Linked DNA regions of Homo sapiens: region 2 is linked to region 1. Evidence: chromatin loops called from intact Hi-C (ENCODE). Cell type or tissue: CD4-positive, alpha-beta T cell. All regions are shown on one strand. Links, peaks and the distances in the headings refer to the core of each region. The heading gives the core; the rest is flanking DNA. Region 1 overlaps CCDC141 (coiled-coil domain containing 141). Region 2 overlaps SESTD1 (SEC14 and spectrin domain containing 1).

What was found. Peaks named below come from ENCODE experiments on the same cell type or tissue, not always from the same donor. Only the 100,000 strongest peaks of a DNase experiment are listed, where the experiment ranks them.
Region 2: a loop joins it to region 1, with 2.1 times the contacts of the local background. A loop is called at or near these places in 2 of 110 quality-filtered maps.

Annotation. Positions count from the first base shown.
Region 1 is chr2:179,023,047-179,038,895 of GRCh38, reverse strand. The region is part of intron 2 of CCDC141 (coiled-coil domain containing 141); the gene reads left to right. Among named protein-coding and RNA genes, the nearest start is that of CCDC141, 19 kb to the left of the region's middle. RefSeq lists enhancers at 6,516-6,595, 6,776-6,855. In CD4-positive, alpha-beta T cell, for the core only: no CTCF peak of the experiment used is centred there; a DNase peak (open chromatin) is centred at 6,925; H3K4me3 peaks cover 844 bases; H3K27ac peaks cover 2,426 bases.
Region 2 is chr2:179,227,585-179,243,433 of GRCh38, reverse strand. The region is part of intron 1 of SESTD1 (SEC14 and spectrin domain containing 1); the gene reads left to right. Among named protein-coding and RNA genes, the nearest start is that of SESTD1, 29 kb to the left of the region's middle. In CD4-positive, alpha-beta T cell, for the core only: no CTCF peak of the experiment used is centred there; no DNase peak of the experiment used is centred there.

The DNA of each region.
Region 1 (15,849 bases), core at 2,718-10,717:
TTGTCTAGGGGAATTATGACTGTAAGAGTCAAGAAAACCTCCTGGGCACTGGCAACTGTATTTGCAGTTGGCATTCAGTGAAGAATGACCCTTTAGAGTGGTAAAACACTGGAAAATTTCACCTCTAATTTGACTCTCATAAATTTACTGGTTTCCTCTTCTGACTAAATCTCCAATTCAGGGAATGCTTATTTTTGCCCTATTTCTATTTTCTGTGCTAGAAATGAATGTACTATAAATAGAATATATTAGTAGTAAAACTAAAAGTCTTACAAAAACTTACCTTAAATAAGAGATAGTGAGGTTTTCTGGTGTTCGTCTGAAATATTTACTAAGAATGCATTTAGAAAATATTTTTATTATGGTAAAACATACATAACATATAATTTGCCATTTTATTCATTTTATATGTACAATTCAGTGGCATTAATTACATTCACAATGTTGTGCAACCATCACCACTATGTATTTCCAAAACTTTCTCATCACCCCAAACAGAAACTCAGTACCCAGTAAAAAAATAACTCTAATTATTACTTCCACTGGTAAGCTCTAATCCACTTTCTGTCTCTATGAATTTGTCTATTCTAGGTACCCCATATAAATGGAATCACACAATATTTGTCCTTTTGTGCCTGACTTATTTCACTTAGCATATGATGTTTTCAAGGTTCACCCATTTTGCAGCATGTATCAGACCTTCATTCCTTTTTGAATAATGAATAATAATCCATTGTAATGACATGCTACATTTTGTTTATTCATTCATCTGTCAATAGACACTTGAGTTGTTTCCACTTTTTGGCCCTTATGAATGCTGCTACAATGAACATTGGTGTACGAGTATCTGTTTGAGTATCTGTTTTCAATTCTTTTGAATATATATGTAGGAGTGAAATTGCTGGGTCCTGTGCTGGGTATTTCTGTTTTTAGTGTTTTGAGGAAACACCAAAATATTTTCCGCAGCAACTGCATCAACTTTTGTTCCCACCAACATTATATGTGTTCCGATTGGTCCACGTCTTGTCCATAACTTGTTGTTTCTTGTTTGTTTCTTTTTTAAAAAGTCATAGCCATCCTATTAGGTGTGAAGTGATATGTTATTGTGGTTTTAATTTGTATTTCCCTAAAGTGGATGATGTTGAGCATCTTTTCATGTGCTTATTGGCCAGTGTATATCTTTTTTGGTGAAATATCTATTCAAATCCTTTGTCCACTTTTAAAGCACGTTGTTTGGATTTTCTGTTGTTGAGTTGTAGAAGTTCTTTTTATATTTTAGATATTAATGCCTTATCAGATACATGATTTACAAATATCTTCTGCCATTCTGTAGGCTGCTTCTCATTTTCTTGATGATATTCTTTAAGAATGTATTCCAAAGCTGCGTGACTCGAATTATTTATACTTACATATTAGAGGAAATTTCATAGCATGTGTGTTGTGAATGTGAAGAAACACTTTCAGACAGTGTTAGAAGAGGACTAACCTGTTTCACATTACCTATGTCATAGCAGTGTTTTTCTCTAAATGCTTAGTTTATACAGGAGCCACTTTATCTCTTTCCCTGTGCTCCTGTTGACCCACGCCTTCAAGAATTTACTCTCTCAGAAGTGTTAGGGAAGATGTTTCCACTTATATCTCCTCACTTTCTCTTTCCTACACAAGTAGGGAGGCCTGTGTCACCTGACTGGTGAGACTGGGGAAGCCTCAAGGGCTCTTTCCACAGATCCACTGAACTATGGGTTGCAGGTTCTCTTCTCTCTCTGTTTCTCCTCACCTGGCCAGATGTCCCCACTTGGCAGACACAGGCCAGAGTCCCACCTAGGGCAGCTAGTTATGTATCTGTGCCTCAGATCCACCTGTCTCCACAGGGAGGTTCTATGGGATAGGTTACAGGGAGAAAATGCAGAAATGCAAATCAACCCCATCCTCCAGTCCAGCTTTACCAGTAATAACAGCATATATTCTTATCCTTCCCTCACCCTGATTTCTATTTCTCAGTTGATTCAGAATCTTGAAGAGAAAGGAGTGAGATCAATTGGCACCTTCCAAATTCAAACACGTATTGATCTGTGTTTGAAATGGATGGTGTTCTCATCTTCTATGTATGTAAAGTTCTGGCCTTATTTTGCATGGAGCATTTTGAAGAAGGTGACTGGAACAACATGGGAACAATGCCAGAATTGTGGTCTAGTGGGAATTAGTCAGTGCTTTAATTTCTCTTTTAGGGTTTTGAAAATGGAGAACTTTTTCCACTAAAAAATGAAAATAGTGTTCTCACAACTATGAGGCAGCACAACTTCCTGGTGACTTTCCCTGCCTCGCTTGGCACTTCCTTGTTTATACAGTGTTTCTTTCCCTGGTTCATTTCCAGTGACTAGAAGGGAGCAGTGCAGTGGTCCAAGGGGCTTAAGTTTAAATAGCATTCTTTACATTTGAAAAGTGCCTTGGCCGATTCTGTAAAACATAGTTTTCACAAGTGGATGTGAGACATGTTGATTTAAGAGAGTCTACGGTGTCCATTAAAATAGGCTTCTTCAACATGGAGTTAGGGCACATAATATTCCGGATATCACACATAATTTGTTACCGGTTCAGGTTGAGCAGGAGTTTAGAGTATGACCATAACCAATGAAGTGTTGATGGGAGTTGATTTACCAAAGGGGCAAGAATTCTGGAAGGAGAGAATTTTGTAGGCAGAGACTGAAGAGTAAGAAAATTTAGAAAAGACACTCCTGACCTCGGCCCTGTCCTGGCCCAGGAATCAAGGTTGGACTTCTTAGCAGAGGCTGATGGGCCTTTGAAAAAGATGAGGCACACGCCATACTCCTTTGTTGCTGGAACACCAAATGACACAGAGTGGGCAAAAAAGAGAGGTGTCCTCCATATTTCTGCAAGGAACAGAACCTGGCTTGGTTATAGTGAATACTGTCAACTCTTTTGGCAACTTTGAAAAGACCCAGTACTCAGGAATATTATGGTAGATGAAAGATGGCTACTAATTCTTTGAAATGTCTCCTCCTGAGAAGTGGGATCTATGTCCCTTCCCTTAAAATTGGAGACTCTGTGACTGTTTAGAGTAATATGATGATGCTGTGCCATATTCTGGGCCCCAGCCTCAAGAGACTGGCTGCTTTTACTTCCTGAAACTTGGAATTGTAACTCTGGGAACCCACCCACCTTGTGAGGAAGTCAAACAGCACTGTAGAGAAGCCCATGTTGAGGAGAACTGAGGCTCCCAGGTAACAGCTTTGGCTGAAATCCAACAGTCAATCAACTTCCAGTCATGTGAATGAGCCACCTTGGAAGTAGATTCTCCAGTCCCAGTTGAGCCTCCCAGCTGACTTGCATGGGGCAGAGACAGGCCTTTTCCACTGAGTCCTGCCCAAATTGAGAATCATGAACAAAGTAAATGGTTGCTATTCCAGGCTACTAGAATTTGGGGTGGTGTGTTACACAGCCACAACTGGAACAGAGTGCAAATACAGAAGGAGCACCCTATAGGGACTTTGAAGGCAGTGCTTATAAATGAAAAGGCACAGGCAGAAGAAAACAAGAGTTTTTATGGGAAGACAGTGGATAAGTGGAACTGAGTTTCTCTAACGTGAAAGATGGGGTGATAATCCTAATGATAAATAAAAAGAAAATTCTGAATTTATGAGAGGTTTTCTTTATGAAGAATGAATGAGGACAGATTCAAAGATATGACTATCATAATGTTAGACTGTTTGACCTGCATTCTGATATAGTTTCTTGATAGACAGAAAAATGTTGTAGTTATAATTCAGCACACAGAGATCTACACAAACTATTATGGGTATATTGTGGAAAATAGGGTATTTAGTTCTTCCAGGAAAACCTTGACAGAAAAACTGATATTTGAACTGTCCTGGAGATGAATATGAGTTTTCCAGAACCCATAGACTAATTTAATGGACAAACAATAGATAGGGAGAAAAATATTTGCAATTTACGTGGAAATCAAATGGTTATAATCCTTCATATTGATAAGAAATACAAATAAAATCAATAAAAATGGACTATTTACAAAAGAGAAATACATTTCCAGTAAACATTTAAGAAGATCAACATCAGAATTACCTGAGAAATGAAACAATCATTAAAAAGATACACCATTATTTGCCTAATATACCATTATGAATTCAAAATATCAATAACATCCAATGATGGTAAGAATGCGAGGAAAGACTGGTTGAGACTTTGGACTGACACAACCTTTTGGAAACCGGAAAGCATTCAAATGTAAAATGCATGCATTCTGTGATCTACTAGCTTCACCTCCAGGAAACTATCCTTGGAAATGAAAGCACTCATAGAGATATTGATATAAAGATGCTTTTGCTCTCATATTGACCATGTTTTCACATTTTTTAAAACTTAAGTTCAGAGGTACACGTGCAGGTTTGCTCTTTAGGGAAGCTTGTGTTATGGAGGTTTGTTGTACAGATTATTTCATCATCCAAGTATTCAGCCTAGCACCCTACTAGTTGTTTTTCCTGATCCTCTCATTCCTCCCACCCTCTACCCTCCATTAGGACCCAATGTCTGTTGTTCCCCTCCATGTGTCCATTTCCATCTGTCATCATGTAGCTCCCACTTACAAGTGAGAACACGCAAAATTTGGTTTTCTGTTCCTCCTTTAGTTTGCTAAGGATAATGGCCTCCAGCTCCATCTATGTCACTGCAAAGGACATTATCTCATTCTTTTTTATTGCTGCATAGTATTCCATGGTGTTTATATACCACATTTTCTTTATTCAGTGTACCACTGATGGGCATTTAGGTTGATTCCATGTCTTTGCTATTGTGAATAGTGCCGCAATGAACATATGTGTTTTTAGTAGAACAACTTAACTAGAAACAAAACAATATATAATAACAGGAGAAATAAAGTTTTAAATTAGTAATTTATGCTTTTTTCATACTGTGAAATATTATGCTGAGCCCCAGGCTTCTTACTTGTGACATAGATAAATTCAGAAGTTTAAGCCAGTGTTGGTTGGGCTTTATGTTATTTGTCACTAAAAACATTTCTATTTGAAAGGCCAGGATCATAGCTAGCATTTTTGAAATCATAGGCCTGTAGTCTCCAGCTATTAATTTTCTATTTAGAAGGTAGTCCTTTAAAATATAAACCTACAAACAAAATTTTTTCATGGAAAATAGAACCCATAGTTCTTATTAGTATGACAAAAAGGTTCTAGGTCTGAGATTTAGACAGACAGGACAAAACTCTGACAGTTCAATATAAATGAAAATGACAGAGATAAAGTGGACACAGAATCCATCCATCCCCTACTCCCAGTCTTCAATATGTCTGAGTAAGATTAAATATTAGGATAAAAATATACTTTTGTATTCTGTCCAGAAGGTAACAGATCTTTCTACTCTAGAAAAGACATAAAATTGTCTCTCAGTACCTGTGTGGGATTGGTTCCAGGATCTCTGAAGATATCAAAATTCACTGATGCTCAAGTCCCTTTTATAAAATGGCATAGTATTTGCAATATAAGCTATGCACATCCCCCTTTATACTTTAAATCATCTATAGATGACTTACAATATATAAAATAATGTAAACATTATGCAAATATCATAGCACATTGGTTTCATATTTGTATTAATTTTTGTTATGTTATTTCTTTCTGAATATTTTTATACATGGTTTATCAAATCTGTGGATGTGGATGTGAAGAACCAACTGTCCATATGTATTGGACTTAGCCTAGAATGAGAGCATTTTCTTTTCTTTTGTTTTGGTTTGTCTGTGTGTTTTAAGTCCACTATGACTTCTGCCTGATTAGCCTTAGCCAGAATGCATCTTTTCTAAACTATAGACTTTATAATATATATAATATTATATATTATATATATATATAATATTCTGAGATATATAATAATGTATAAATGTGTAAAACACTAGAGATTTCAAGTGGCATGGCTATGTCATTCTCATGACAAGTTCATCTAGCTATTACTCTTCTGGAGAATAAAGCAAACTTCTGACTCTATGATTAGCCCTGTTCTCCAAATTTTCTGTGTCCTCCATCTCCTTGCTACCATATATTTGAAACTTAGGTCCTTGAGCGAAATTAGAATTTTTGTCTTTTTTACTGGTTCTAGTACCAGGAAAGATGAAATGATCATCCTCCACCCTGTCTCCACTAACTGCAACTATAAACCCAGGTGGAATACATGTATGACAAGGATGATGAAGAGTTAATGCCGGCAGATAGATTAGGGGAAAGGATTAGAAATCCAAATACCACCAAACCAGCAGTGTTTTCATATGTCCTTGCTCTGGTATTTCCCGGTTGAATTCAAAGACAAACTGACACCCTGATATACGTACCAGATGTGGACAGAAAAAGTTCCAGAAAAGCCCTCTCTTTTAGTTGTGAGCAGAGGAAAAAGGATCCAAGGGTCAGAGAGGGAGAGGGAAAATCCCTTGCTTTTGTTTTTTGCTTTTTGTGTTTCTATTGTCTCTGCCTCAGTCCAAGCCACCACCACCCCCATCCCCAAATGGCAGTCGTGATAGTGAAAGTGGAAGCAACCAGGCAGATGCCTAAACCTCCAAGAGAGGGGAAAACTGGCCAGAAGATCAATGGTCCCAGAGCTTGGAATGAATTCACATTGCTTTTTTTCTCTCCCCATCCTTTCTGCTGCTTGGTCCTACAGGTGCCATGAGAGGATGTGCACAGCAGAGTGAGGAACCTAAAGCCCCTGCTTTAATGCCAGAGAACCAGTAAGGGGGGTTTCCAGGGTACAAATTTCAGGCACTGAGTCAAGCCAGTAAAGTGGGAAGACAGAGAAGGTGAGAGAGCAGTCTCACCTTTCAGCTCTATAACTCATATTGTATAGATGGTTCTGTGATTTTTTTTAAAAGTAAGTTTAACTACTCTGTCAGTAGACAGGAAACTCTGAAGAACCACAAGCTCTCAAATTCAGTTTCATAAGACATGTTTTGCACTTTAACAGCCAACTCAAAACCCATCCTAAGTATTTCCGTAGTTGAAACTGGAGAAACCCAAACCACCCAAGGCTATTGCTGACTGCTTTGAGTGCCTGAGATTCTTAGGTTCAGTGATACCATAGGCTATTAAACTTTTATTAACATGTTGAAAAGAAAACACTTTGCTAGTGTGTCATACTTCTTGGAGCAGCAATAAATAGAAATGCATAAGACAAGCCACAAATGTCAGCTGCATATGTAATTTAAATTTTTTGGTACTCCATATATGAATTCTGGAGCATTAAATGTTTACATTACAAAAGAATAAATGTCTCAAATTGATGATCTAAGCTTTTCCCTTAAGGAACTAGAAAAATAAGAGTAAATTAAAGCCAGAGCAAGCAGAATGATGGAAAAAATGAAGATAAAAGCAGAAATCAATGAAATTGAAAATAGTAAACCAACAGGGAAAATCAGTAAGAACAAAAGCTGGTTTTTTGAAATGCTTTCTCAGCCAGACTGAGAAAGGAAAGAAAGAGGGCAAAAATTATTAATATTAGGCGTAAAAGATGGGTATCACTATAAACCCCACAGATATTAAAAGCATAATAAAGGAATACTATGAACAACTCTGTGCACATATTCAACACTTAGATGAAAGAAACCAAACCCTTAAAAATCATAAGCTACGAAAACTACTCAAGAAGAAAAAAAAAAACAAGTGAAAATAATTTAATAATATGTTTAATTTATCCCAATATATATAAATATTATCTCTTAGCATCTAATCTTTATAAATTGAGATAGTTTAGTCTTTTTTATATTAAAACTTCAAAGTCCTGTATACACTTTATACTCATAGCACATCAGAATTTGAACAAGTCATTTTTCAGGTGGCTAGTGGCCCTCTATATTGGGTAATGCAGATTTAGAGAATAAAGAAGACTAAATCTTTTGGGAATGAAAATAGTTCATTTTTTTAGCCCAGGAAAAGCCTGCTTACCAAACTAATGCATACAGAGCCTGAAAACGAAAATTGTGAGATGAGATTTATTTCAAGGATAAGAAAAGAAAGAAAACCAGGCCAAATTATTTCTAGTAGCAAATGTTTGAAGGCAATTAATAAAGCAGTATTATTAGACACTGTCATAGGATGAGTAGGAATATTTTTCCTAATGTCATATTTTCAAAAATAGGTATGTGTGTAAATTTATTTGTATATGTATGTAGTAACTATTCCAATTATTTTACTTAGAAAAGTAATTTCTTTAAAATGAATGAATTATATAAGCATTTTGCAACAATGAAATGAAAATATACTAATCCAGTTTGAAAGGCTAGCAGTAAAAGACAGTAATTAAATGGTGAATTGTCTGTTTACAAATTCTGGGAGCATTAATGCACATTTCACTAATAATATTATATGTAATTAATTTGTTGTTCAGTGTTCATCCATTGCTCAAATATTGCTCAGTGGATTTTTTATGGTTATGTTTCTTAATGATAACAACACGGGAGGCCAAATGCAATTCAGATTCTAAAAATAGCTAAAAGGATTTTGTTAATATGCCATAGTTAGTTTTGCTTAATGTTGGTTAACGGGTCATTAAAGATTGTGTATTTTGTTACTTGAGTGACGAATGCATAATACAAAGCAAGAATTTGCTTTCTGTTAGCATATTTGGAAAATGAATTAACTTAAAAATTGTTTTTGGTATTAATTTATTTATAAATATTTCACATATGACTAATTTTCATTTGTGGTTGTAGATGACAGCCTAAGTTCTGAATAACAAGCAAAGGGGGAGATATATATGTTATTTAAGAATATGATCTCTAATAACTTCAGTGTTCTATCAGTGTTTATAGCCATTTAATGTATTGTGCTTAGAGAAGAGAGAATCATGCTCTGGATATTACATATACAAATGGGATAAAGATTTAAATCTCTGGTAAAGCCTGTTCTCCAGGACTAAGCAAGACACCTGGAAAAAGTATTGGATAATTAATCAAGATTAGAAAGACAAAAAATTATAAATTGTGGATTTTCTTTTTCTTCCAAGAACAGAAAACTTTCTATATCACCTGAGACTTAGAACTGGCCTGCAAAAAGGGTTAGTTAAGCACAGGGATATCAAACAACATTTTCAACCCTGAAATTTCCATCATAACCCATTTATTAGTTATTGTAAGTGATTCCTTTTAATAAATCATGTTTATACTTCTAACCAAAAATCCCAGCTAAGCTTGCAAATAGGATTTTGTTGTAATTCCTAGAATGTTCATGATTAACTTATGGATCCAATATGTAACTATGGGACACCCTCTGTGTATCCAGCTCAGAGTTGGTACACAAAGGATTGTGGATATGAAATATTGCAAAATAAAGTTTTTACCCCCTTGAAAAACTTATAGAAGCAATAATGGTTACTATCTATGAATCATCTACTATATGCCAGTCATTGTATTAGATGCATTAGATATTTAATCTTTAAATTAACCTTGTGAGATAGGAAATATTTTCATTTCACAGATGATTAAACAAATTCAGAAGTGGCTATGCCCAAGTCCCACAATGGCCTACAATACTATTAGTCATTGCTACTCTAACTTATTTAAAGAGGTATTATTAATATTTAAAATACAATCATGGCAAGATAATATATGGAAGACTATATACAAAATGCTGACAGATGGCTCATAGTCATCAGCCCAAGAGAGGGAAGTATTTATTTGGATCTCAAAAGAAGTGATGGGTAAAGATTAGGAATCAGACTGGCATTCCAGATTAGAGTACAGGATTAGCAAATATCCTGAGATATTTGGCTGAGACAAATATAAGCAAAATACACATGGGGCACATGAAGATCTCTGTCAGCAAATATGAGATGAGGCTACATTGTTATGGAGAATAGGGGCTGGGGCTGAATGGCAGTACCCACCGGGCTACACAGTTAGATTTGATTGTGGCCAAGAGTGGGTTTTTAAAGCGGGGGTAGATTTAACAAAATAGAGTTTTACGAAGGTTGCCTTTATAACTATATGTGGGATGGACTTGAATGGGAAATTTGGGGAGTTAAAATAAGTATTTGGAGACTATTAATAGACGTTGGAATTTAGACTGGGGTTTTGAGTGAGAGTGAACAGGATAAAATTTTAAAGGTTTTGTTATAGCAACATAGTATATTTCTATAATATATTTTGATAAAGTAATGAATTATAAAGAATATATTTTAGAATCAATAATTTTACATAGATAGTGAGGGAAAAGTTGAAGATAATCCCAAACCTTAAATCCTATAGGATAAGAAAAACAGATATCCCACTGGTATTATTACATGATTGCCAAAGGGTACCATTTTGAATCAGAATGTCCTTTATATTGGCAGATTGGAGGTCACTGACATAATTTGCTAAAATAGTTTCAGGGGAGCAGTGGTGCTGGATCCAAAGTTGCAATTGTTTAATGAACAAATGTAAAGAGAAAAATCTGCAGTAGTAAGGGTAAACTGTTGTTCCACTGAAGCAAATGGAAGATGCTGACTGCGAAGCTTTTGTTAGTATGGGAGAGATGAGGGTTCAGGAAATGAGCAGACTGCACTTATAAAGTATAGTGTGAGTGTTAGTGAAGAGTTCATTTGCTATGAATCTGAATTTCCATGAGATACAGTTGTGAAGTTTGGAAGGAAGGGAAGCAGTGATAGGAAGATTATAAAGCAGACAGATGACCAGTTCTTAGGTGAACAAAAACAGGAGGAATGTAAGGCAAGGTGGAGTTACCAGCCTTGTAATGCCCAGTGCTCATAGTGGAATTGATCTCATGGTATCCTGGGTGGGAAGTCTGGGATGGTGACTTCTTGATCCAGTATTCTCAGTCTGATGACTGTTTCTAGGCAGTTCAGGAAACCATGAGAGGAAAGGAGGTGAAAATGAACAATCTTATCTTGCATGTTCTCACCTATAAGTGGGAGCTAAACATTGAGTACACATGGATGCAAAGAAGGGAACAACAAACACCAGGGCTAATTTTGGGTGAACAATGGGATGAGGGTGTATTAGCTAGTTTTCACGCTGTTGATAAAGACATACCAAGACTGGGCAGTTTACAAAAGAAAGAGGTTTAATGGACTTACTGTTCCACATGGTTGGGGAGGCCTCACAATCATGGTGGAAGGCAAGGAGGAACAAGTCACATCTTACATGGATGGCAGCAGACAGAGAGAGAGCTTGTGCAGGGAAACTTTTTTTTTTTTTTTTTTTTTTTTTTTTTTTTTTTGAGAGTAAGAGTCTCACTCTGTTGCCCAGGCTGGAGTGCAATGGCACGATCTTGGCTCACTGCGACCTCCACCTCCCGGGTTCATGCCATTCTCCTGCCTCAGCCTCCCAAGTAGCTGGGACTACAGGCACCCGCCACCATGCCCAGCTATTTTTTTTGTATTTTTAGTAGAGACAGGGTTTCACCGTGTTAGCCAGGATGGTCTTGATCTCCTGACCTTGTGATCCGCCCGCCTCAGCCTCCCAAAATGCTGGGATTACAGGCGTGAGCCACCATGCCTGGCCGGAAACTCTCATTTTTAAAAGCATCCAATCTCATGAGACTCATTCACTATCATGAGAACAGTGCAGGAAAGACCTGCCTTCATAATGCAATCACTTCCCACTGGGTTCCTCCCATGACGTGTGGGAATTGTGGGTGTTACAATTCAAGATAAGATTTGGGTGGGGACACAGCAAATCATGTCATTTCACCCTGGCCCCTAGCAAATCTCATGTCCTCACATTTCAAAACCAATCATGCCTTCCCAACAGTCCCCCAAAGTCTTAACTCATTTCAGTATTAACTCAAAAGTCCACAGTCCAACGTCTCATCTGAGGTGGGGCAAGTCCCTTCACACCTATGGCCTGTAAAATCAAAAGCAATTTAGTTATTTCCTAGATACAATGAAGGTACAGGCATTGGGCAAATACAGCCATTCCAAATGGGAGAAATTGGCCAAAACAAAGGGGCTATAGGCCCCATGCAAGTCCAAAATCCAGCAGGGCAGTCAAATCTTAAAGCTCCATAATAATCTCCTTTGACTCTATGTCTCACCTCCAGGTCATGCTGATGCAAAAGGTGGGTTCCCATGGTCTTTGGCAGCTCCACCCCTGTGGCTTTGCAGGGTTCAGCCTCCCTCCTGGCTGCTTTCATGAGCTGGCATTGTGCGTCTGTGGCTTTTCCAGGTGCGCAGTGCAAGCTGTCAGTGGATCTACCATTCTGGGTCCTGGAGGAGACTGGCACTCTTCTCACAGCTCCACTAGGCACTGCTGCTGGGGGTACTCTGTGTGGGGGCTCTGACCCCACATTTCCCTTCTGCACTGCCCTAGCAGAAGTTCTCTATGAGAGCCCTACCCCTGCAGCAAACTTCTGCCTGGACATCCAGGTGTTTCCATACATCCTCTGAAATCTAGGCAGAGGTTCCCACACCTTAGTTCTTGACTTCTGTGCACTTGTAGGCTCAACATCACATGGAAGATGCCAGGGCTTGAGGCTTGCACCCTCTGAAGCCATGGCCTGAGCTCTATGTTGGCCCCTTTCAGCCATGGCTAGAGTGGTTGGGATGCAGGCCACCAAGTCCCTAGGCTATGCACAGCACAGGAACCCTGGGCCCAGCCCATGAAACCACTTTTTCCTCCTAGGCCTCTGGGCTTGTGATGGAAGGGGCTGCAATGAAGACCTCTGATATGCCTTGGAGACATTTGCTCCATTGTGTGGGAATTAACATTTGGCCCCTCATTACTTATGCAAATTTCTACAGCCAGCTTGAATTTTTCCTCAGAAAATGGGATTTTATTTTCTATCACATTGTCTGGCTGCAAATTTTCCAAACTTTTATGGTCTGCTTCCCTTATAAAACTGAAGGCCTTTAACAGCACCCAATTCATCTCTTGAATGCTTTGTTGCTTAGAAATTTCTTCTGCCAGATACCCTAAATCATCTCTCTTAAGTTCAAAGTTCCACAAATCTCTAGGGCAGGGACAAAATACCACCAATCTCTTTGCTAAAACACAATAAGTTCTCATTTCCATTTGAGACCACCTCAGCCTGGACTTTATTGTCCATATCACTGTGGCATTTTGGACAAAGCCATTCCATAAGTCTCTAGGAAGTTCTAAACTGTCCTACATTTTCCTGTCTTCTTCTGAGCCCTCCAAACTCTTCCAACCCCTGCCTGTTACCTAGTTTCAAAGTTACTTCCACATTTTCAGGCAACTTTTCAGCAATGTCCCACTCTACTGGTACCAATTTACTGTATTAGTCCATTTTCACACTGCTGATAAAGACATACCCAAGACTAGGCAATTTACAAAAGAGAGAGGCTTAATGGACTTACAGTTCCATGTGGCTGGGGAGGCCTCACAATCATGGCAGAAGGCAAGGAGGTGCAAGTCATGTCTTACATGGATGGCAGCAGATGAAGAGAGAGAGAGCTTATGCAGGGCAACTCCCGTTTTAAAACCATCAGATCTCGTGAGAGTCATTCACTATATGAGAACAGCACAGGAAAGACCCACCCCCGTAATTCAGTCACTTCCCACTGGGTTCCTCCCACAACACCTGGGAATTGTGGGAGTTACAATTCAAGATGAGATTTGGGTGGGGAGACAGCCAAACCATATCTGAGGGTGAAGATCAAAAAATTACCTATCAGGCACTATGCTGATTACCTGCGTGACAAAATAATCTGTATCCCGAACCCCTGTGACACACAGTTTACCTATATAACAAACCTGCACATGTATCCCTGATCTTAAAGTAGAAGTTAAAAAAAAAAAGAAAAGAAAAAGAAAATGAACAATCTCTGTAAGGAGCAGTAGAGAAGAGGAAGGAAGGCCTAAGTAGGTGATTCTCAACTGGGCTGGCATCAGAATCAACTGAGGAACTTAAAAAAATAAACCACAGGACTCATATATTCAGGCCCCAAACCCAAAGAGGCAAAGAAAGGCTGGAGTGCCTGTATGTTTTTTTTAAAAAGTTTTTGCAGTAATTCTAAAACACAATGAGGAATAAGAAGCTCTGACTATAACCCAAAGAAACATTTTTCCATTAAACAACAACATTAAAGTGCCATCAATGGAATTGAAAAAGAGACTAATGGAAAGTTAGAGGCAAAAATATTCAGGGTCCCATCACAAACATTTGGAGAAAAGGAAATTCTAACACAGAAGTATTGAGTAGTGTCGAAAACAGCAGTGTGTTTGAGGAAGCTGACGTGAGCTCTGACAATGAGGAAATTATCATTGCTCTCTGAAACCTTCTTGGAGAGCTTGCCACTTACCTTACTGGCCATGACCTCCTCTGAGTACCTTCTATAACTTGCAGCCTACCTACTTCTACTGTAGTATGTGTTTCATGACAGACCATGAGTGTTTCATTTTCATCTTTGTGAGATTGTGGACATATTTCTATCCATAGAGCCTAGCACCATGCTTGGATTACATGTACAACAAATGTTTGTGGAATGAATGAATAAAGGAATGAATGAATGAATACATATATTCATGACATAATCACAGGAACAGTTCATCTCTGTGTAATAACAAAAGAAACATGCGAAAAAGGAATGTGGGTAAAGAAACAAAATAGCAATGATTTAAATGGTATTCACATACCTTGCTGTTCTTGCTTGCAACAGTTCTGAGGGTTTGAAGAAGATTCAATTATTAATGTATGGAACATTTGGGCTCCTAAGAGAACATGGTGGAACGGATGAATAATTAATGCTGTTAGTTTTTCTGATTTGTGTCATTATTCTTCTTTTAACTGAGCCAGAGGATGGATTTCCCTGTAAATTATAGATGTCCTCATTTTGGAATGCCATTATGGCCTCCTGAGCTTTGCCCTCACCTAAGCCGGGCCTGTCTTTCTCTACTGTGTTTCCTCCGAGTTTCTCAACCAATGTCTCATTATGCACAGTACAGTGTCACATTAATGTGGTACTTACACAAGCATGGCCTGTATAATGTATATCAAGCATGGTTTATGAAGTATTTACATTCATATAATCTTGGGTACCTGTTAAAGGGCAGCTCTCCAGACCTCTATGAGATAAGACTCTCTGTGGGTAGAGCAGGGCCATTTGCACTTGGCACCTGCAGCTCCAAGGCTCTTCCTCATCATTTAGCATTGCTTTTAATGTTAGTTTGCTTATATTTTTACATATGTATATATTTCTCATAAGAGTGTAAGTTTTCCTCAGGACAGAGATTGTGTTGGTGCACATTAAGTTCTTTTCAAGATAGTTTTTGTCTAAATTAGTTGTAAGAAATTTAGAGCCCAAGTTGTGATATATGTATAAACATAACACAGTGGACTTTTATTGCATGATTGCTAGTGAGAACCACTTTTAAAAATTTAATATTTAATTTCAAACATTACATATATTTTAAATGTTTTAAATGTATTAATCTGTTTAATATTTAAAAAATCATATGAGTTAAATTTCATAACAGGCAACATAACTTAGCAGTTTTGTATGTATGCTCTGCCTGCCTGGATGTGCATTCCAGTGTTGCTGCTTGGCTGTGTAACTCTGGGGAAGTTACTTATCCTCTTTCTGCCTCAGTTTCCTCATCTGTGAAATGGAGGTAGTAATACCTACCTCAGAAGGTGGATGTGAGGATTTAGTGAGTTGAAACCTTTAAAGAATTTGAAACAAGGCTTCACACATAGTAAGTGCTGAATGATTACCTCTTATTATTTTTAATCTCCATTTTACAATTGAAGAAACTAATACATACACAAGTGTGTATATACAAATGTATATACAGTCATTTGCCCTGGTCATATAGCTAGGAAGCCATGGAGCTGGGGCTCCCACTCCAGTGGTGTGCCT
Region 2 (15,849 bases), core at 3,534-11,533, 200 kb before region 1:
ACAATTTATTTTCTTTTGGATATATACCCAGTAATGGGATTGCTGGGTCGAATGGTAGTCCTGTTTTAAGTTATTTGAGAAATCTCCAAACTGCTTTCCCCACTGGCTGAACCAGTTTACATTCCCACTAACAGTATATAAATGTTTCCCTTTCTCTGCAGCCTTGCCAGCATCTGTCATTTTTTTTGACTTTTTAATAATAGCCATTCTGACAGGTATGTTTGCATTTCTCTGATGACTAGTGATATTGAGCATTTTTTTCAAGTTTGTTGGCTGCTTGTATGTCTGTTCATGTCTATTGCCCACTTTTTAATAGGGTTGTTTTTTGCTTGTTGAATTGATTAAGTTCCTTATAGATTCTGGATATTAGACCTTTGTCAGATACATAATTTGTGAATGTTTTCTTCCATTTTGTAGGTTGTCTGTTTACTGTGTTGATAGTTTCTTTTGCTGTGCAGAAGCTCTTTAGTTTAATTAGGTACCACTTGTCAATTTTTGTTTTTGTTGCACTTGCTTTTTAGGACTTAGTCATGAATTGTTTGCCAAGGCTGATGTCTAGAATGGTATTTCCTAGGTTTTCTTTTAGGATTTCTATGCTTTTAGGTCTTACATTTAAGTCTTTAATTCATCTTGAGTTAATTTTTGTATGTGGTAAAAGGTACTGTCCGGTTTCATTCTTCTGCACGTGGCTAGCCAATTATCCCAGCACCATTTATTTGAATAGGGAGTCCTTTCCCATTGCTTGTATTGTTGAAGAGCAGATGGCTGAGGTTTGTCTTTATTTTGGGGTTCACTTTTCTGTTCCATTTGTCCATGTGTCTGTTTTTGTACCAGTACCATGCTGTGTTGGTTACTGTAGCCTTATAGTATTGTTTGAAGTTGAGTAATGTAATACCTCTGGCTTTGTTCTTTTTGCTTAGAATTGCTTTGGGTACTTGGGTCGTTTTTTGGTTCCAGATGAATTTTAGAATAGTTTTTTCTAATTCTGTGAAAAATGACATTGGTTGTTTGATAGGAATTGCATTAAATCTGTAGATTGCTTTGGGCAGTATGGCCATTTTAATGATGTTGATTCTTCCAATTCATGAACATGTAATGTTTTTCCATTAGTTCTCTATAACTTGTTTAAGTAGTGTTTTGTAGTTCTTTTTGTAGGGATCTTTTACCTCCTTGGTTAGATGTATTCCTAGGTATTTTATTTGTGTGTGTGTGGCTATTGTAAATGGGATAGTATTTTTGATGTGGCTCTCACCTGGAATGTTATTGGCATATAGAAGTGCTACTGATTTTTGTACATTGATTTTGTATCCTGAGACTCTACTGAGCCCATTTATCAGTTCTAGGAGCCTTTTGATGAAGGCTTTAGTGTTTTCTAGGTATACAATCATATTATAATGAAAACAGATAATTTGACTTCTTTTCTTACATATATGCCTCTTATTTCTTCCTCTTGCTCAATTGCTCCCTCTAGGCCTTCCTGCCTGTTCTTAATTTTTTTTTTTTTTTTTTTATGAGACAATGTCTCGCTCTTTCACCCAGGCTGGAGTGCAATGGCATGATCTCAGCTCACTGCAGGCTCCGCCTCCTGGGTTCATGCCATTCTCCTGCCTCAGCCTCTCCAGTAGCTGGGACTACAGGTACCCGCCACCATGCCTGACTAATTTTTTGTATTTTTAGTAGAGACAGGGTTTCACCGTGTTAGCCAGGATGGTCTCGATCTCCTGACCTCGTGATCTGCCTGCCTTGGCCTCCCAAAGTGCTGGGATTACATGCGTGAGCCACTGTGCCCGGCCCTAAATTTTTTTTTTAAAGATGAGAGTCTTGCTATATTGCCAAGACTGGTGTTGAACTGGCCCGAGCAATCTTCCTGCTTGAGCCCCCATCATGAGCCACTTCATTTGGTGGCTTTTGATGAGCAATCTGCTTTCATTTGAATTATTTTTGTTTTCTCTTGTAGATAAGATTCCATTTATTTTCTGAATGCTTTCTTTGTCCTTAGTTTTCAAAAGTTTAATTAGGGTGTAACTTGGCACAGATTTTTTTTGTGTGTGTCCCTCCTCTTTCCGCTTCATTCACCTTCTTTATGTTTGGGTTCTTTGCCAAATTGGGGAAGTTTTTAGCCCTTAATTTCTTCAAGTACTTTTTCAGTCCTCCCCTCCCTTTCTCCTCTGCTTCTGGGACTCCAGTGAAACAAATGTTTGATCTTTCATATAGTCTCACTGGTCCTTGAGGATCTGTTCATTTGTTCTTCCACCTGTGTTCTTGATATTATCATGCAACTTCTACTATATTCTATTTTATTGATTTCCTTTGTTTGTGCCCTCATTCTGCTTTTTATCCCATTTACTGCACTTTTATTTAATTATTGTATTTTTTGGTTCTAAAGTTTCCATTTGGTTCACTTATATTTTCTGTTTGTTTGCCAAGATTGTCTGTTTTCTTAGTGAGGGTTTCTTTTTTTTTGTTTTAAACATGTTCATAATTCCTTGTGGAAGCATTTTCATCATGGCTGCTTTAAAATCATTGTCAGATCATTCTAACAGCGCCCCTTGTGGGCTCCACTGGGCTCCACTCACACAACAGGGATGGGGGATGTTGGAGGTGGGAGATCATTACTAGATGAATGTGTTGGATCCCTACTTGGCTTTCTCTCACTTCACACTCCTGAGGGGTGTTATATGCCTCCTTACAGACTTTCAAGAATGAAAGTCTAGGCCCTCCACTTGACCTTCTGGCATGGGTGAGGGTGAGGCCAGTGTTTTGTGTATTTTGGGCTAGAGTAGCACTTTTTTTGTCTAAAGTTTTTTTTCTTGCTGGACTGCTCCTTCCTGGTCTTTTGACTGGCGGCTTTTGTTGGGGCTTTATTTTTGTCTTCTCCTATTGTTATTTCCAGGTTGCCGGTTTTACAGCTGCAAGTCTGAGATGTAATTAGGCAAAAAGAAAACTCAAGGGAAACTTAATCTTAGGTCCTGAGGCCCCTAGTCAGTCTGTGTTCCTTTCTCTACCGTTCACAGACTTCTTAGGCTTGTTTTATATGTAATGTGTAGCACTTTTATTTGTACTTAGTGAGAGGAATAGGAAAAATTGTATCTACTCCATCTTCCAGGAAGTAGAACACCAAGTCACTCCTTTTAGAAAACCTCCAGTGACTCTCTGTTGCCTGTAGATCATCATCTAAGTTTCTTCGTCTGTTATTCAGAGAGCTTCTTAATCTGTGAAGAATCTTAGCTTTTCTCTCCTCTTCCAACTACTCCTGTGTGTCTCTGTTACACCATTTGATGTTCTATAGAATTCTATTCTATAGGATTCTGCGTTTCTACTGTCTGTATACCATGACCTTGATCAATTTGTTCTTCTGTCTGAAATGCACCAATCGTTCATCTCAAGGCCATGTGTCTCATCACCTTGTAATCTGCAAGCTGTTAGGTATTTGACTGGATCATCAGTTGTTTCAGAAGATGTGAAGCTGGAACTATTGAAAAATGTCAAAATAATATGTTCTGCACCAGAATAGTTTGATTGTCCTTCTAAAGTAAGGTAATGATTGTAAATTGGTTGTTAATATATCAGTATCACCAGTCACTGATTGTGGAGCATCTACTCTTTGTTGAGTATTGGACTTAAACATTGGAATAGTAGATAATTTAAGGTTTGCATGTAGTTAAATGGCATTTCTTTAAGAATAAAGCGTTAGTAGTGCTAAATGATGCCTTATTGTTTTAATCTATCTTAATAATGATAAAGACTTGGCCAGTGGTTTTGAATCCTAGCTGCATATGTTGTTTACCTGGGGGGCTCTGAAATAATTCCTGTGCCTAGGTCTAAACCCAGAGATTGTCATTCAGTTGATTTGAACTGGGGCTCTCACATTTATATTTTTTAAAAGCTCCCCACATGATTCTAATGTGTAGCTGGGTTAAAATATAAGTGAATACCAGTGGTTTCAGTCACTTTTAAAGTTCTTTCCCAGAATGCTTCCAGCTGTGCAGCTTTTAACTTTATACTTCAAAGTCTTTACCTTAGCAGATTCAAAAAAAAAACCTTGTACTTCCTGCAGATGACTCATCCAGGAGAGTCATTATATGAACTATGAGCTGGTTTGCAAAAGGAAGAAAACATTTTGTGGCAGTAATTAAATTTCTGTAGACAATATGAAATAACAGAATTCAGGATTATTCTCTCAAAGATTTAAAAAAAAATTCTCTATTCATTTTTTTAAAAGGTGGTTGCAGGAACAGTACAGAGCTTATAGCATCCTATATAATCCATTGATACTGTAGACTTTTGTTGAATTAATAGTCTTAATCTCACTTCAAGTGTTTACTTTTGTCAGATACTAAGATACATAGTTGGCACAAATATAGATAATAAATAATTTACTGCTACAGCAGAGAAATCAAACATTAGTCGTGATTAATAAATGAGACACTCTTGAATTTCTTATGATAAAACTGGTGTAAACATTTGGCATGTAAGTAGTTAATGTATTTAATTTAAGAGACTGACAGACTTTTAGTTTCTAATAATAAAAGCAGTTAGGGATAAGAAAACGAGGGCAAGGCAGAGGAAGAAAAGAAGGAGAAAAGAGGTCAGTTAATAAAGAACATAGAGAAAAAATAGACTCAAAGATAAGAATTCAATTAACTTTGTGACAACAAAGCCTTTCCTCTGAGGAAGAAGAAATTAGGTGCTCTAGTTCATTATTTATTTTAGGGCCATATACTCAATTTGGTTTATTATATTATGACTCCAAAGCACAGAAAGAATTATAAAATAACACTGACCTTTTTCCCTACACATAGTAATTTATTGAGCAATAAGTTTCTAGTTTCTTACAGAAACTGGCATGACTGAGGGGACTACTTCAAAGGGGCTGATGCTTCATATTAGGTTAATCTCTAGGAATGGTAATAAGAACATTATTAGATAATTGTCAAAGTATTTGTCAAATTTTGTTTTTCTAAATGTATAAGCTGTAACTTTTATTTAATATATATTTTTATGGAATCTAAGAATTTTGAAGAAATTTGATCATGACAGGATTTCTAAGGCCATGAGAAGGCGTTAATTTTATTATGCCAACAGTTTTCTGTGGACTTACTAGTATGATTGTACAGTTGATCCTTGAACAATAGGTTTGAACCAGATGGGTTCACTTTATGTGGCTTTTCTTCTATATCTGTCACCCCTGAGACAGCAAGGCCAACCTATCCTCTTCCTCCACTTTCTCAACTGACTCAATGTAAAGACAACAAGGATGATGACATTTTTGATGATCCACTTCCAGTTAATGAATAGTAAATATATGTTCTCTTCTTTTGATTTTCTTAATAAGATTTTATTTTCTCTAGCTTTATTGTAAGAATATTGTATATAGTACATATACAAAATATATGTTAATTGCTTTTATGTTATTGGTAAGGCTCTGGTCAGCAGTAGGCTCTTAGTAGCTGAGTTTTTGGGGAGTCTGAAGTTACATGTGGATTTTTGACTATGTGGAGGGCAGGTGCCCATAATCCCTGTATTGCTCAAAGGTCCACTTACAATTAATACTTACAGTTTCATTTCCAAATTTGTATGCCATGACTGGATCTCTGTTATTCTGGCAAGAGATAAAGATACTGACTCCCATGGAGTCTCTGATGAGCAGGGGTGGGGCAAGTCTCTGTACTCAAACATTGAGGGCAGATTTTGAAGTTACCCTTTATGCTTCTATATTTGGCATATGTGTCATATTACAAGTTTGGAAAATGAGCTTACTGACAGAAGGGACCATGGAAAAAAATCACTTTCCTTATTTCAAAAGAAAATAAATCTTTTTAAAAATTAGCCCTTAAAATTATCTCCAAACTTAGCCATTTGTCTTATGTTCACTGACAGTATGCTTGGGACTTGTAGGGAAGGGACACACACACAATGGTAAATAAAAACTGGCTCAGTGCCTGACTTTGTAAAGCACATGTTTTTAATAGATGCTAAATTTTATGCCTGGAAATGTAGGCTACGATGGAAATGTGGGAAGGGCCAGGTAAACAAGGATCAAATTACGCCAAGTCCCCCAAAAAGACTAACACAAAGTGAACATCAGAAGGTCATCGGAAAAACCAGGAGAATGGGGTATTAAAACACAAGAAGACAGGAAAAGCAGTGCTAATTTCTGTAAGTATGGTTATGGATATTTGTGTGTCATGGTATTTTTTTTTTCACAGAAGCTTTCATATAGATTATCATGTCTTTACTGATTTAAGGATCTCTGTTTTAGGATTAGAAAATAATTTCATTTGTCCCTGTAATAATGTACATTATTAGAAAATAATTTCATTTGTCCCTTAGAAAGGAGGGCAAGTGCAACATTTGCAATGTTTTCTTTTAAACATTTTTCTGATAGAAGATTATATAATCAGTTTGGTTTTAGATCAAGAAAATACGATTAAGACCTAATTAGATATTTTTATAGACTTGATTTTAAATCAGTAATTACTGCTTTTAAAACGCTTTGACCAAAAAGATGATCCTTGTAATTAAATATTACCAAGTAAAACTACTTGGTAAAATATGGTTTTATATTATTCTATTTACATACATTTATTTTGGTCCCAACTCATGATTGTAAAGCCTGTGAACCACAAAGTGTTCTGGATCATCAAACGATAGCAAATAAAAATTAAAAAAAAAAAAAAAAAACTACATCAGATTTTTTTTCAAACATGAGTGTAAAATAATTAAGTCTAGGACTTGTTCTTACATATTAAATTACAAGTAAGAGCACGGGTCATCTCCCCTATTTAAATATTTTTCAGACTGAAATTTATTTTTTCATTTTCTTAGATTTTACTTGTCAACATACAGATTGAGGCTTTCTTAACATCTACCCTTTGCTATATGCTCAGGTCATGTGTATGTATATGTACATATAATTTAAAAAAATTACTTTTTAGATACAGGATCTCTCTGTGTTGCCCGGGTTAGAGTGCAGTGGCACGATTGTAGCTCATTGTAACCTCAAACTCCTGGGCTCAAGTGGTCCTCCCACCTCAGCCTCGCAAGTAGCTAGGGCTGTAGACATGTGCTACCATGCCCAGCTTTTTTTTTTTTTTTTTTTTTTTTTTTAAGAGATGAGGTCTCACTATGTTGCCCAGGCTGGTCTTGAACTCTTGGGGTCAAGCAATCCTCCTGTCTTAGCTTCCCAAAGTGCTGGGATTACAGGTGTGAGCCACCACACCTGGCTACATATAATTACTCATTGTAATAAACGCTATTTGAGTTCATATTAAGTAATTCAACAAGTAAAAATGACATGGTTCCTTCTGTCAGTGAGCTCTTGTTAGAAGGGGAGATGGATAATGATGAATGATAATCATAATAGAGTGGAAGGTAAATGGTAGCACTGAGGAGGGAGAGAATGGGTACTCATCCTCACCTTGAGTGTTGTGTCAGGGAAGGTTTCACAGAGAAGGTGAATCTAAGATAGGGTTAAAGCATGAGTAGGAATTTCATGGACAAAGGATTGTAGTAATGTTATTTCAGCGAAGATGACATCATAGGCCAGGGCTCAAACCGTGAAACAGTATTGCAAGTTCAGAGAGTTGCACTTGGTTTCTTGCTAATGAGAAAAACATGAAGTGGAGAGAGAGGCAGGAGGATGATCTGGAAAAGACTTAAGTCTTGTAAAAGAATTGGCTGTGGAGTACCATTCGGGATTTTCAAATGGAGTGAAAGAATTAATTTTGCAAGTGCGTAAAGGCGGGTGAGTGGAGTCAGGAAATGTTTCCAAGGTAATATGGTAATTGAGGCAATAGTGCTGTTGAGAAGAGGGTAGAATCAGCAGGCTATGTGCCATTGCATGTAGAGGGTACAGGAAAAGAATAACTTGAGGGTTTTCTTAAGTGTTTGCCTTTGGTTTTTATAATACGTATGTGGGTTTGGACATATGTTGAGAAATAACGTAGAAAAGCTTGTCACAGATGACTGTAATTTTACCTAAATTTATTTTATTTTGAAATAATTTCAGACTTATAGAAAAATTGCAAAGATAATTCAAAGAATTACTGTATAGGTTTCACTCCACATTCTCCTAATATTAACTTTTTACCATATTTGGTTTCATATTTTCATGAGACAGTATTTGTTTCTGAACCATTTGGGAGTAATTTGTAGACATTATGCCCCTTAGCCCCTAAATACTTATGTCCCTTTATTCCTAAGTATGTCTCCCTAAATAAGGATTTTTAAAAAATATATAACCACAATATAATCGTCAGTATCAGGAAGTTAACATTGATGCAGTACTCTATAGACTTTATTTAAATTTTGCAGTATTTCCTAATTTCCTTTTAAGTGAAAGAGAAACTGTTTCCCCTGGTTTAGGTTCCAGTTCAGGATTATATGTGTTACTTTTGGTTTTTCATGTCTCTTTAGGTTCCTTAATACAGAACACTTCCTCAGTCTTCCTTTGTGTTTCATAATATGACTTTTTTTTTTTTTTTTTAAAGAGATGAGATCTCACTATGTTGCCCAGGCTGGCCTTGAACTCCTGGCCTCAAGCAATCCTCCCACCTCAGCCTTCCAAAGTACTGGGATTACAGACAAAAGCCACTGTGCCCAGCTGATAAATGACATTTTTTAAAGAATTCCAGTCAGTTATTTTTTAGAAATATTTTTGCCATTTGAGTTTGTCTGCTATTTCCTCATGATTAGATTCAGGTTATGCGTTTCTGGCTGGAATACTACAGAAGTGATGTGTCTTCAGAATCTCTTGTCAGGACACCCATACTATTGTTTTGTTCCTTTACTGGTGATGTATACTCGTACTATTTTTAGTAGAGACGGGGTTTCACCATGTTGGCCAGGCTGGTCTCAAACTCCTGACCCCAAGTGATCTACCCGCCTCAGCCCCACAAAGTGCTGGGATTGCAGGTGTGAGCCACTGCGTCCGGCCTGAGCCTTTTCTTATATTCTGGCAATAAGTGTTTCAGAGTCATCTTGTACTTACCTTATCCAGCCTTGAAATCTGTCATATTTTCAAGCAGCCCTAATTCTTTTTAGTGTGAATGTTATTTAGAAATCAAGATCTGGGCACTCATGTTACTGAGAGATGTCTATTTATTTATTTATTTATTTAAAGGGATTTGCTTACATGATCATGGAGGCTGGTAAGTCTAATCTGCAGAGTCAGCAAGCAGGCTGGAGACCCAGAGAGAGCCGATGTTCTAGTTTGAAGGCCATCAGGCAGGAAGAGCTGATGTTGTGGAAGAGCTGATGTTGTAAATGAAGTCTGAAGGCAGTCCTGCTGGAGGAATGCCTCTTACTGAGAGTCAGTCTTTTTGTTCTACTCATGCTTTCAACTGATTTGATGAGGCCCACCTGCATTACGGAGGGCAAACTGATTTACTCTACCAGTTAAAATGTAAATCTTATCCAGAACACCCTTACAGAAAACAAGAAAATGTTTAACCAAATACCTGGACACACTGTGGCCCAGTCAAGTCAACACCTGAAATTACTGAAATTAACCATCAGAGCCCCCCAAGTGTACAGAGCCAGGGTAAGCATACACACATGCACACACACCAGGGCATGCATACACATACACACATGCACACATGCCAGGCCATGTGCACACACACGCATGCATGCATGCATGTATCCCTGTATCTATCTCTGTATAAAAACTATGAATACGATGGATGTGGTGGCTCATGCCTGTGATCCCAGCACTTTCAGATGCTGAGGCAGGTGGAGTAGTTGAGGTCAAGATTTTGAGACAAGCCTGGCCAACATGGTGAAACCCTGTCTCTACTAAAAATACAAAAATTAGCTGGGCACTGTGGTATGCGCCTCTAACCCCAGCTACTTGGGAGACTGAGGCAAGAGAATTGCTTGAACCCAGGAGGCAGAGGTTGCCGTGAGCTGAGATCCTGCCACTGCACTCCAGCCTGGGTGACAGAGCGAGACTCCATCTTAAAAAAACAAAAGCAAAAGCAAAAAAAAACTATGAAGACATATTCCTGTGCCAGCCATCATTACCGGTTTCATTCTAGCCTCCTTCTGCACTTTCCGTATTTGTAACTACCTTTAACAGTAGGAAGTCTGGTTTCTGTTGTTCACAGTATATTTACTTATTTGCTCAATCTTAGAATATACAAAAAGTAATTTAGAATTGCTAATCCTTAACACTATAAAAAGCAAACCCACTTACTGGAACTCAGTGTTTACTTACGGTTCTCTTTTGTTTACATCCTGAGAATACGTAGTAAAAATACTGTGTTCAAAAGTTACTTTGGTGGTTAGGTCTTCCTTTCTTCCTAAATTTTCCCTGAGTCATTTGAAATACCAATAGAGACATTTGTTTTGTTTGATTTCCATCTTAGAATTTTTTTGCTTTCTCATCTTTGTGGATCTCCATATTTCTTTGAGTATATTAAGCATTAACATGGTTCCAAAAGTCAGAACCATACAGAAAGCTATACACAGAAAAGTGTTGATCATACCTCCCATCTTTTCTACCACTTCTCCACTCATCTTCTCCATCCCTTATCCTCTGCTTCCTAGGCGATTATCCTGATTAGTTTCTCATGTATATAGTTCTTTTGGTTCTCTGTACACAAAATGGACAGATAAATGTATATCTTCTTTCCTATACAAAAAGTAGAACACTGCATATATTCTTTTGTATTTTGTTTTTCCGACTTAACAGTATATACTGGATATCTATATTTTATAATGATATAGAGATCTCTTTATTAATTTTTAGAGCTGCATAGTACTCCATTGTGTGGATCTACAGCTTGTTTATTCAATCACTTTCCCATTTGTGGACATTCAGGTTATTTCTGATTGTATTTTCCAATTATAAATGACACTGCAATAAATAATCTTTGTAATACGTGTTTTTATATTGTTGAAATGTGTCGTCTCCCTTGTCGCTTCTTACTTTGAATTTGTGCTTTCTCTTTTTTTTCTGGATTAACCTTGTTCATTTACTTAAAAAAATTCCAGGATTTTGATTTATGATGTGATTTTTAAAATTCTCCACCCAGCTGATTTATTTTGTCTTTATTATTTCTAGTCTCTGTTTTAGTTTAGTTTGTTCTTTTTGAATTATGAATTTACTATTGATATAAATGTTCAAAGCTACAGATTTTCCTCTGTTCAGGTTATTAAATATATAATTTTGTATCTTTTTTTGGAAAATGTATAATTTTGAGGTAGAATGCCATTTTTGTTTTTAGTTTTGTTAATATCTGGTTTTGTTAGAATTATGATCAGAGTGTTTGCATTATTACTACTTCATAAAATATACTGTTGCTTTTTAAATTACCTAATATGTGTGCACTTTTTTTGGTCAATATTGATGTCCATTTGAGAAGGAGGTACAGTTTTTATTATCAGGGTATGTAGTTTTCAGTTCAGTTTATAAGTGTTTTCAGTCTTACGTATTATTAAAGTTATGTTCCTATGTCTGTACATCCCTGTAGTTTCTGCTTTTTAAAAGTAGTTGCTATGTGATGATAGGCATACACGATGGTTATGTCTTCATGTGAATTGCAGCTTCTAACGTTAAACAGTGTTTCTCTGTGTCATATTTAAGGCTTTTTGATTTGAGTCTTCTTTAGTATCAAGATCATTACTCTTGCTTCCTTACTGTTTCTATTTGCTTTGTATGCCTTTGCTTATCCCTTTTTTTTTAAATTTTTTAAATTTTTTTTTTTTTTTAGCTTTTTGGTCTATACTGTTTTAGGTTATCTCTTGAATAAGCATTTATTAGGTATTTTTTAATAGCCAAATGAAAAAATTTTTAATGACTTATGTTTGATTTCAACTCTTATGTTATAAATACTGTGTACATTGTTCTATTTTTCTTTATTTCTCTATGATGTGCTTTCTTTGCCTTTTCATCTTTAAATTTCTTTTTTTTTGGATATTTAGGCTTTGCTGTTTGTTGTTGTAGCAGCTACTTGTATGTTTATGCCTTTTTTAAATGTCCTCATTTCTTTGTTTTCTTATTTAAGTTTATACTATCTATTATGTTGTTTTTAATGGTGTCCTATAATTCTTATCTATTGCTATTTCAACAAAAGTTTATTTTACATTTTTCTTTTTCTCTTTTTCCATTTTCTTCAGTTGCATTATGTCTGTTTCATCCTCAATCCTTAACTGCAACTTCGTTTTGCTCTTAGATCTACAATTAAATATATTAAAATTTCACCACCAGTTCTTTTGCTGAAGTTTACCTATTGGTTAGATATAGCTCAGCTTTTAGTGGATTTCTTAAGAAGAACTCATGGTGACCACAATTTTCCTTGAGTTCCTGCATATTAAAAATTGTTCTCCTGTAGCCTTAATATTGGTAGTACAGGTTGGGTGGAAATAAGTCCTTGGTTCACACTTTCCCTTTTTATAATGTGGCCTTGCTTTCTATATGTTTTGTTGTTTTGAGAAGTCTGATGCCAGTCTTAATTTTCTTGCCCCTGTAAGTTGCTTGAATCTTTTGTTTGGAATTCTTGGATCTTTCCCTTCTCATATTTTTAAAGTCTAATAGTTTTACTATAATATATTTTAGAATTGATTTTAACAGGTCAATTTTCCTTGCTACATTAGTGGGTTCTCTTAATATGTAGAATCAGATTTTTTTTGTTTCTGCAAATTTTTTTTTGGATTATAGTTTTAAATATTAATTCTGTTCTAATATTTTCTTTTTCTTCTGCAGGGACTTCAGTTACTCATATAATTATACCTTCTCTGTTTAGCTTCCATTTTACCAACTGTTCCTGTGATTATTTTTTTTACCGCGTTATCTCATTTTCATTCTCTTGGTTCTTTTCCTGTTTTCCTCAGTGCCTTTTATTAAGGTTTTACTCTATTTTTGAGCAGGAATTTAGTCCTCACCTTTTCTCTTATTTATTTATTTATTTTTGCCCATTCTATTTTCAGGTTTATATTTCTGATTTATGATGGTTTTCATACTCCTAAGTGCTTGTTTAAAGAGATACAATTCAGGCCGGGTGCAGTGGCTCATGTCTGTAATGCCAGAACTTTGGGAGGCTGAGGTGGGCAGATGGCTTGAGCCCAGGGGTTTGAGACCAGCCTGGGCAACATGACAAAACTCATTCTCTACAAAAAATACAAAAATTAGCCGGATATGGTGGTGTGTGCCTGTAGCCCCAGCTACTGAGGAGGTTGAGGTGGGAAGATCACTTGAGAGCCCAGGAGGTGGAGGTTGGGGTGAGCTGAGATCGCGCTACCGCATTCCACCCTGGGTGACAGAGTGAGACCCTGTCTCAAAAAAAAAAAAAAAAAAAAAAAAAAAAAAAAAAAAAAGAGATACAATCCAGTTTGGAATATTTATTAAAATCTTCTACTTTGTTGTTGGTTTTTTGGGGGTGCTTTTCATTAGCTTAATTGTCCTAACGTTATTTTTTATTTTAGAAATTTTATATAGATGAAGATTGCAACAACTATGTGTGACTATGAGCAGGGCTGTTGTTTTAGGGGGTTTTATGAGATTACTAATTCAGGAATGTCCTCTTCTGTCAGTGTAGCACAGTTTGGTTTGTTTGTTGGATGGCTTTTTTTCACCTTTTGAGGGAGAGGATTTTGTGTTTCTCAAGTAGGGTTGTGTGTGTGTGTGTGTGTGTGTGTGTGTGTGTGTATTTGAGTATATATATATATATATATATATATAAGTTCTTACAAAATCTTAAATTTCTTTATGTATATAAGAACCTTACAGAATCTGAAACTTTCTTTTTCGTTTCTTTTTTCATCATCTAATTTCCAAAAACACACATTATTTTCTTTTTACCGCCGTCCTTGTTTGTATTACTCAGGGCTCTCCAGAGAAATAGAAACAAAAGGATGGAGAGTTACATAGATATATATCTAAAAACATATGTATATCTATATCTAGAACGAGATTTTTTTGTAAGAAACTGGCTCATGTAATCACGGAGGCTGAGAAGTCCCACCATCTGCAAACTGGAGACCTGGGAAGACCTGTGGTGTAAATTCCAGTCAGTCTGAAGGCCTGAGGACTAGGAGCAACAATGGTGTAAGTTCCAGCCCAAGGGTAGGAGAAAACTGATGTTTCAAGCTATAAGGCAGATAGAGAGAATTCGGCCTTTTTCCCTCCTTTTGTTCTGTTTGGGCTCTTAACAAGTTGAATGATGCTCACTTACATTGGGGAAAGTAATGGCTTTACCTATTCCACAAATTCAAATGCTCGTCTTTTCCGTAAACACTGTAATGGACATAACCAGACATAATGTTTAACCAGATATTTGGGCATCTCATGGCCCAGTCAAGTTAACACGTGAAATTTACCATCACACCCTTGATGCATTACCTTATCAAGACTACCTCCTTGAATCCTCCCTGCACTTTTAAATCCCTTCCCTATAATTTTCTCTCATCTATGAGTGGTCTTCTTGAGGATTTTTTCACGTAGACTGGGCTTTCTTTTTCTGTGGATGATTTTAGTTTAATTTTAGGCTTTCTGTCCTTGCCTCCAGCCCCCACTTTGTGTTTGCAAAATTTTTCTCCCCCTAGATCTATCTGTCCTCTCTAATAGGTTAGGGGAAGAGCTTGATTAATATCTCCACTAGAATGGAGTTTATGTTTTCTACTTTACATAATTTGAAGTTAGTTTGTCTTGTATTAAAAGCGTGAAATTTGTATGGTTTTATTTGTTCTTCTTGTTAGTCTTTTTAGCTTTTGAAGGTTATATTGGAGGATTTGTATTTACATGGCCACTAACACCTTGATTAACCCATGAGTTATGAAACTTCATTTCAGTTGATAATTTTTTCCCTACTGAAACCAGAGTAGGTTACTTAGTGTGTCCGTATAATGCCAACGGCCTGGGTTAGCATTCAAGATGAAGCCTGTGTTCTTTCCTGATGTAGGATGAGTCCCTAGTTCTACAGTATGTGCCTTCATTAAAGACAGACCCCATTCCCACCACAGGCTTGTATCTTAAGGCAAAGTCATTGCAACATCTTTTCTGCCACTGTATTTGCAAGCCCTAAGATGGAACTCCTTTAACCTTCCATTACACACATGGACATATTTGTTAAAAAGGAGATATATAACTCCCCAAAATGTGAAATGTGTAATCGAGGTAAGAGGTATAATATTCAGGCCGGGAGTAGTGTTGAGGAACTTCCTCATCTGCAACACACACACATACACACATGCGTGCACAGACACAGACACATACATCCGTGACATATTTGATGTCTGTCATGTTATAGAGGCCGCCTGGTAACACACTAAATGACACTATACTTACACAGTGTGAGGGTCTGGGGACTATACATAGATTATTGTCTCAGTGATTGATAGATGGTAGATTCCTACGAGGGAAGGGATCATAAGGAGGCTGTTCAGGAAGGATGATTGTCTCACTTCTAGTTCTTTAAGCAGTGAGACCAATGTGAGTGGGCTTAAGCTAAAAGGGGGATTTAGTGGAATAATTTTGGCATATCACCCCATACCAAATGGCAGCCAGGTCCTCTTAAGGTACTGAAGCCAGGGTGAGTGGTAAAGTAGCTTGCTTAAGGTCACACACCTAATAAGCGGCAGAGTTCACATTTGATCCCAGTTCAGCCTGGTGCTAGCCTTAATCATGACACCCTGCTGCCTCTGCTCATTTTCCCCCCAAAATTTCTAGTAATGTCAAGAGCTCCACAGGCAGTGCAGAAGTCATTGAAAACCGGGAATTGCTACTTCGGTGCCTCCTACCTAAGCTTTGTACTAAAAGCAGTGAGACTTTAAGAAAGCTCTTTTAACCTTAAATCATTTTTTGTAAAGGAAACAATTATCATAGTTCCGTATTTTTAAATATTAGAT